Linked DNA regions of Homo sapiens: region 2 is linked to region 1. Evidence: chromatin contacts called from ENCODE Hi-C data. All regions are on one chromosome and are shown on one strand. The core of a region is the stretch at or near the end of the contact, and the rest is flanking DNA. Distances in the headings are between cores, read along the strand shown.

The links. Hi-C counts contacts between places; a loop is a spot of excess contacts on that map. Pooled maps may share reads with other maps.
Region 2: a map with no recorded cell type shows a loop between it and region 1 (20-fold over the local background). The contact joins the promoter of LY86 here to the enhancer-like site in region 1. A Hi-C loop is called at or near these places in 1 of 168 maps with a recorded cell type or tissue (GM12878), 4 of 37 single-sample maps with no recorded cell type and 6 of 50 pooled maps.

What each region holds. Positions count from the first base shown.
Region 1 is chr6:2,861,546-2,864,045 of GRCh38, forward strand. It overlaps the pseudogene SERPINB9P1. Among named protein-coding and RNA genes, the nearest start is that of MIR4645, 8.7 kb to the left of the region's middle. RefSeq lists an enhancer at 1,160-1,489. Within about 2 kb of position 1,251, at least 8 of the 41 ENCODE cell types and tissues checked have a DNase peak (open chromatin) inside an H3K27ac peak, as active enhancers do; they include GM12878, where a contact is called at or near this core.
Region 2 is chr6:6,586,127-6,591,241 of GRCh38, forward strand. LY86 (lymphocyte antigen 86) reads left to right here and starts at 2,594. Exons shown (of 5, transcript NM_004271.4): 1 at 2,594-2,744. The coding sequence starts at 2,609. The region is part of intron 1 of LY86-AS1 (LY86 antisense RNA 1); the gene reads right to left. RefSeq lists enhancers at 891-980, 991-1,120.

The DNA.
Region 1 (2,500 bases), core at 1-2,500:
GTCTGCAGCTTGCCTCCTGAGCCAGCAAGACCGTGAACCCACCAGAAAAAAAAAACTCCAAATACATCTGAACATCAATAAAGGACAGACTCCAGATGTGCCACCTTAAGTGCTATAACACATCATGAGGGTCTGCGGTTTTGTTCTTGAAGTCAGTGAGACCAAAACCCCACCAATTCCCGGTCACAAAAGGGTATAAAGTTTGAATTATGGGTTGAGCATTCTGGCTCACACCTGTAATCTCAGTACTTTGAGTGGCTGAAGTGGAAAGATAAGTTGAACACAGGTGGGGGAGGTAGCAGTGAGCTGAGATCACACCACTGCATTTCAGCCTGCGTGACAGACTACCTCAAAAAGTTTAAGGTACTCAAAGTTAACACATTTTGGAAATCTAAGGTACAGCATGGCTATGAAAGTTCATGAGAATGTATGCTTGAGATGTGCTAAGAGTAGATCCTGAATGTTCTCATCACATACACAAATGATAAGTAAATGTGGAGGATATGTTAATTTGCTTGACTATGGTGATCATTTCACAATGTATCTGTATTTATGGTTTAAATGTTTGTTCCCTCCCAAACTCATGTTGAAATTTAATTACCACTGTAACAGTATTAAGAGGTGAGACCTTTAAGAGGTGATCAGATCATGAGGGCTCTGCCCATATGAATGGATTAATGCATTTATCTGGGGAGTGGATTCCTTATAAAAGGACAATTTGGGCCTTCTTTTGTCTCTCATCCTCTCTTGCCTTCCACCTTCCACCATGGGACGAGGCAGCAAGAAGGCCTTCACCAGATGCCAGACCCTCAATCTTGGATTCCCTGCCTCCAGAACTGTGAGGAAATAAATTTCTGTTCTTTATAAATTACCTAGTCTGTGGTATTCTGTTATAGCAGCACAAAATGGACTAAGACATATATCAAAACATCACATTGTACATTGCAAATGTATACAATTTTTGTTTGTCAACTATACCTCAAGAAAGCTAGAAAAAATCAAATAGTCAAATGGATCTAAAGTGTTTCTAAGTAGCAAAAGTGCTTTACACATCTATTTTGTTACCATGTTCTATGTCATATTGAAGGTGGGCTTGCCTTTCCACCTTTGGAGTGGATCATAAAGTCCTTGAAGAATGGTCTTCCCACAGTATTCAGCACACAGGAGTACCCAAGACATTTGTGTAGAGTTCCTCTGAATTAAAGCTGATGTCAACAACACTTCAGATGTCACCAGAGGGTAGGCAGGGCTGCAGAGTCACCCACCTTCAAGGATGATGCTCCAGTCATACCCAATGTGAAAGGTGTCCCCTGGAGCCATGCAAACAAATGAGGTGGCCCCAAGAACAGGATCCTAACATCTCAGGAAGTCAGTCGGCCTTGCTTGGCCACAACTTGAGTTGCACTTAATTTTTAAACTACCATTAATCCCCCAAAACAGGTGGTGAGAAGGTATTTTATATATGAGTGTAACGGCTTTGTTCTCATTCTAAAAGAAAGCAGATGTTATTCAAATCAGATGACCACAACCAGATGACGGAAAGGGGAAGGCAAAATGTTTTAACTTATTAAAAATATAAACTTGACTCAGAATACTCACATGATTCAGCTAAAGAGAAAATCATCTCTGGTGTTTAGGCACTCATTTGCATTTAAAAACCCAAAAGGAATCATTGTGACGAATTGTTGATATTAATATTTGTATTAACTGTCTAGGGCTGCCATACATAACAAAGTACTTTAGGCTGGGCAGCTTAAACAACAGAAAGGTATTTATTGTCTCATTTCTGAGGGCTGAAAGTCTAAGATCAAGGTGTCAGTAAGGTGGGTTCCTTCTTGGGACTCAGAGGGAGAATATGTTCCAGGCCTCCCTCCTTAACTTGCAGATGGCCCTCCTCTCTCTATAGCTCTTTAGTGTTTTCCCTCTGTATGTGTCCGTGTCCAAATTAACCCTTTTATAAGGACGCCAGTCATATTGGGTGACCTAATGACCTCATTTTGCCTTAATTACCCCTGTAAAAACCCTGTCTCCAAATACAGTCACATTCCAAGATACTGGAGGTTAGGAATTTAACATATGAATTGAGGGGAGTGAAGAACAACCCAATCCAGCCCATGACAGTGTCCTAGTGTTTCAAGACAGTTTCTGCACAGATAGACATGGAGACATCGTTCTATCCTTACCTTGCTGATTTTAAGACTCCCTACCCCACACACAAGTTGCTGCTGTTGTTTATTTAATAAAACTGTGTAGATCACTTTCCTTTGAAACACTGATGCACAGCTGTGGAAGGTGGGGTATCTGGGATTACATGCCGACATCCAACCTCGCTGGACCTATCCGGCCCCAGGCATTGCACCAAGGACTGAGATACACTCGTGGATTTAATCATCCAAACACATCTCCTAGGAGGAAGGCCATACATGATCCCCCCAGGCTGAGGCTTCTTAAGGCTCCCCAAGGGGAGGTGGACTTGACACACTGAATACAGGATCACTCC
Region 2 (5,115 bases), core at 1,344-3,843, 3.7 Mb after region 1:
TAAAATGCCATCTGTCATAAAACAAAACATTTTATTAAGAAGATTTTTTTTAATTGTACATTCTGCAAATGATCAAATTCTGTAAGCTAAACCAGAGGTCCTCAGAATGTGGCCCCAGATCAACAACACTGGCATCACCTGGGAACATGTTAGAAACACAGGTTCTCAGGCCTCACCAGACACACAGGAGCAGAAACTCTGGGGTGGGGTCCAGCAATCTGCATGTTAACAAGCCCCCCAGCTGACGCTGATGCCCTGAAGACCACTCTAGCCTGAAGACCAATGTCCTAGGGTCACCATGATCACAAGGTTCCTGATTGGTCCATTTGGAATATTTCTAAATGCTAGTGCGATCCCTGAATTATGATTCCTTTCATTTCCAGGTCTTTTGATTCTCAAGAATCTGTACCCCTGTCTTCAGATGACACTGTTTCTGCAATAAAGCCAATGTTTGTGGCCCTGCCCAAACTCATATGTTGAAATCCTAAGCCTCAAGGTGATGGTATTAGGAGGAAAGGCCTTTGGGAGGTGATTAGGTCATAAGAATGGAGCTCTCATACATGGGATTAGTGCCTTTATAAAAGAGGCCTAAGAGAAACCCTTCGCCCCTTCCACCATGTGAGGGCACAGCCAGAAGGCACCATTTGTGAACCAGAGGCCCCTCACCAGACACTGAATCTTCTAGCACCTTAATCTCCAACTTTGGACCTCCACCCTCCAAAATGGTGAGAAATAAATGCTTGTCATTTAAGCCACCCAGTCTAAGGTATTTGTTATGGCAGCCAGAACATACTAAGACCATTTCCCTGCCACAGCTGCCCACAGCTCTCTGCTAGGTTTTCTGCTCCCTGCCCTGCACTCCTGGACTCCTCCTCCAGTGTCAATCATGACGCACTTTGCAGGGAAGGAAGTTCTCACCCTCAATTGCTCTCCTCACTCACATATGTTCAGAGCTCTCTTTACAACTGCTGGAGCACTCACATATCCCAAGGGAAAGCTTCTGTGTTCCATCCTGGACCTTCTAGGGGCTACCACGCTTCCACCAGGGCCGCTGCTCTCACCATAAGCTTCAGACTCTCATCTCCCGAGATCTTGCTCACAGCGCAGCTGCCTTCCGCTCACACAGGCCAGAGGGGCCACCTTGTCTCTTCTTAGAGCAACTTCCCACCACTCCCTTGGGGCTCAACCTTCGCTTTATGTTCTGTAAAAGCCAGCAGTTCTCAAACTTGAGACTGCATCAGGCACACCTGGAGGGCTTGTGAAAATCCAGAATGGTGAGTCCCGCCCCCCAGAGTTTCTGATTTAATAGGTCTTGAGTAGCCCAGAATTTGCATCTCTAACAAGCCCCCAGTGGAAGCTGAGGCTGTCATCTTCCCAGGCCGCACTTTGAGAACTGCTGTTGAAAGCCATCATCACTGAACTTATTTGCAGAGGTACCTAAAAATAATCAATCCACAACTGTTCCTTCTCCAAATGACCACTCTCTGATGTCTATCAAGAAATCCAAATTATTTACCAATTAATTTATTGGTAATTATGTTCCACCTATTTCAAAAAAAGTTTTGAGCTAACTCTAATTTTTGCTTAGCCATCAGCAGAAATAGTAAATTTACCTAGTGCATTCAGAAAAATGCTGTTCCTCCCAGGGAAAATAGTGTTTTCTATTGCTCCTGAAATCTGCTGACCTTGGCACTGACTCTGGTCCTCTTACATTAAGGTGAAGCTGGGGCGGGGTTGAGGAATCAAGACTGAGAAACCTTGCTGTCCTGCAGCAGAATAGAGATACATGGAAGAAGGAAGACAGAATCTTGGCTTTGAAGAGAAAGTGAGATGTGATGTCAATGATCCCACTAACACCAAAACCAGCAAACCAGCCTCCTTAAGGGTGGCCCCACCTCCCCACCCTTCCTACTTTTTCTACCAAGCCAAACCCAGAAATAGAACACGGCTCACTTCTCAGGGCTATTGCCTCTGCCTCATCTCCAGAGACCACATCTGCAGCTCCCAAAACAAGGTCTGTTCTGCAGCTGGACAATTCACTGCTAAAATCCCAAACCTAAGAGCAGAGCCAAAGCCAGAGGAGAGGAAAGTGACAATAGGGCCAAAGCCTCATTCCAGATTCCAAATGTCATTCTGTAGCCCTCGTGCTATCAACTGCTGCCTGCTGGCTGCAGCCAGGTCCCTGGGTCCATACACAGCCTGCATCAAGAGCCTGCAGAGACTCGGGGGCTGGAGATGGGAAACAGATGGTGGCCTGCGCTTTGTCTTTCCCAAGTTTACAGCCTCACCTGGGGGTGGAGGCTGTTCTGAGGGGCCCCCAAGAGGTAAGTTCACGCATCACTACTGACCCTCTCCCTGTGAAAGCAGAAAGTCAGCACGCATCCTACCCCAGACCAGACCAGCCACACCTGTAGATTCAAGGTCCTGGGGGAACAGTATTCAAATGCCTCTGCTCTCAGCCTTTTACTTCTGACTGTGGTTCCCAGCGAGTCTAAAATTTGAGAAGTGAAACTGAACATCCAACTGCCTTGGTGAGGGGAGAGGAAGAAATTTTACAGGCTTTTTATTGGCCGGTTATTTTTCTGTGTGTCCCATACAGGCCCCCACCATGAAGGGTTTCACAGCCACTCTCTTCCTCTGGACTCTGATTTTTCCCAGCTGCAGTGGAGGCGGCGGTGGGAAAGCCTGGCCCACACACGTGGTCTGTAGCGACAGCGGCTTGGAAGTGCTCTACCAGAGTTGCGGTAAGCCCTTGCAGTACACCCATGTGTGTTTATGGGGAAAGCAAGGCCCACAGATGTGAGCCGCTAGTGCTCAGTTGGAGTTGGGGTGGGAGGGGAGAGGGGACCAGCAGCTGAACACTTTCTCCACCTGCAGCAGGTCTGGGAGGGCCACTGGGAGCTTTTGGAAGAAGGAGCGGTGGGGCCAGGACTGGGAGCGGAAGAGAATGGCAGAACAACAAAGAGTACAAGAAAGAGAAATTGAATCTAAATATAGCCATTTACTAACACCACAGAACCCAAAAAAGAACAAAATGATCAGTGAGTCTACCAAATCATCAAACCTCACCAGCTGAAAATTAGGAAAAGCAGCTTCCAGTAGGCCCTTCCTCAACACCGTACACCTGGGCTACCTTTCCATCTGATGTACTTTGCAAGTGAAGTGAAAAGATCACTTCTGCCCAAAGAGAAGATTCCTGTCCCTCTCTGGACACTTTCAGAGCTTTCACTGCAGCAGTAGCTCTCATGAATTCAGCAAGCACTTCGCATGCAGCTATCAATGCCAGGGTTTCTCAGTGCTAGAGATAATAAAAGTGCATATGCCAGGCCTGTCACCCCAGCGGGCCAACCCAATACGCCAACAGATAATTGCAATTCAGTGAAGAGAATGCAGTGAACTGTGGTAAGAAGTGTCAGAACCAACCAATCGGGCTGTGTCTTAGTCAGCTAGGGCTGCCATAACAAACCACCACAGGCTGGGGACTTAAATAACAGATTTATTTCCTCACAGCTCTGGAAGCTGGGCTGGTTTCTCCTGAGACCTCTCTTCTTTGCTTCTAGGTGGCATCTTCTCCCTGTCTCCTCATGTGCTCTTCCCTCTGTGTACATCTGTGTCCTCATCTCCTCTTCTTATAAGTACACAATCATATCAGATTAGGGCCCACCTCCATGGCCTCACTTTAGCTTAATCAGCTCTTTAAAGACCCTATCTCCAGCAGGGCATGATGGCTCACACCTGTAATCCCAGCACTTTGGGAGGCTGAGGAGGGTGAACCACTTGAGGTCAAGCATTCAAGACCAGCCTGACCAACATGGAAAAACCCTGTTTCTACTAAAAATATAAAATTAGCTGGGCATGGTGGCACGCGCCTGTAATCCCAGCTACTTGGGAGGCTGAGGCAGAATTGCTTGAACCCAGGAGGTGGAGGTTGCAGTGAGCCAAGATCGTGCCATTGTACTCCAGCCTGGGCAAGAGGAGCGAAACTCTGTCTTAAAAAAAAAAAAAAAAAAAAAAAAGACCCTATCTCCACATACAGTCACATTCTAAGATACCGTAGTCCCCCCCCAGTCTGCTAGGAATACGTTCCAAGACTCCCAGTGGATGCCTGAAATCATAGATCGTTTTGAACCCTACATATACTATGGTTTTTGGACCCAATAAATGAGACAGCTACTAAGTGACGGACAGGCCGGTAGTAGAGACAACATGGATATTCTAGACAATTCGTGTTCCTGGTGGGCTGGGCAGCACGAGATTTCATCATGCTACTCAGGAGGATGCTCAATGTCAAACTAATGAATTATTTCTGGAATTTTCTATTTAATATTTTTGGACTGCAGTTGGCTGAGAGTAACCGAAACCTTGGAAAGTGAAATCTTGGATAAGGGGGCTGTACTGTACTGGGGGTTGGGACTTCAATACATAAATTTGAGGGGATGCAATTCATCCCATACAGGGCTCCCAAGTGGGGAGCAACTCAGGAGCCCAGCCTCAGGATCACATCTGCTGTTAGAGGGACTGGCTTGTGCAAACGCATGGCATTGTGATATCTGCCACTTTGGAGGGAGATGGGGGCAAAATGCCGTTTGAACTACAGGAGATGGAAAAGAGAAGTTGATTAAGCATCTGAATTGGCCTCACTCTAAGCTGGGGAGTGATGAGGATGCAGTGCTTGAGCAAGTACCTGATCCTACAACTGCCACCCAAAGAGCTGCCCAGAGAGGTCCAGATGGTCACTCTAGTCACCAGGGCCATTTGTTCAATTTGACCTCACTTTTAAAAATAAGGGACATTGAAGTGCACACACACACAAAAATTAAAAATAAGTAAAAGAGAATGAACGACTGGATGCTGGAAGTGCTGATCTTGTCACTCTAGGTTTTCCCATGGCGTCAGGACCACTAGTATCCCATTCATTTTCAGTGCAGGATGAGAAGCAAGATGTGAGATAAATGGACTGGTCAGGGTTGGTTTTTCCAATTCATCCTTGCATAAAGGTTGCCACAGCTGATCTGTCTCCCAGACTCACCCTCTGCCTGCAGCCAGGCTGGTGCATCCTTTCAAGTCACTTGCAAGAGGACTGGGCACGTCAGGGAAAGAACAAGGACACATCAC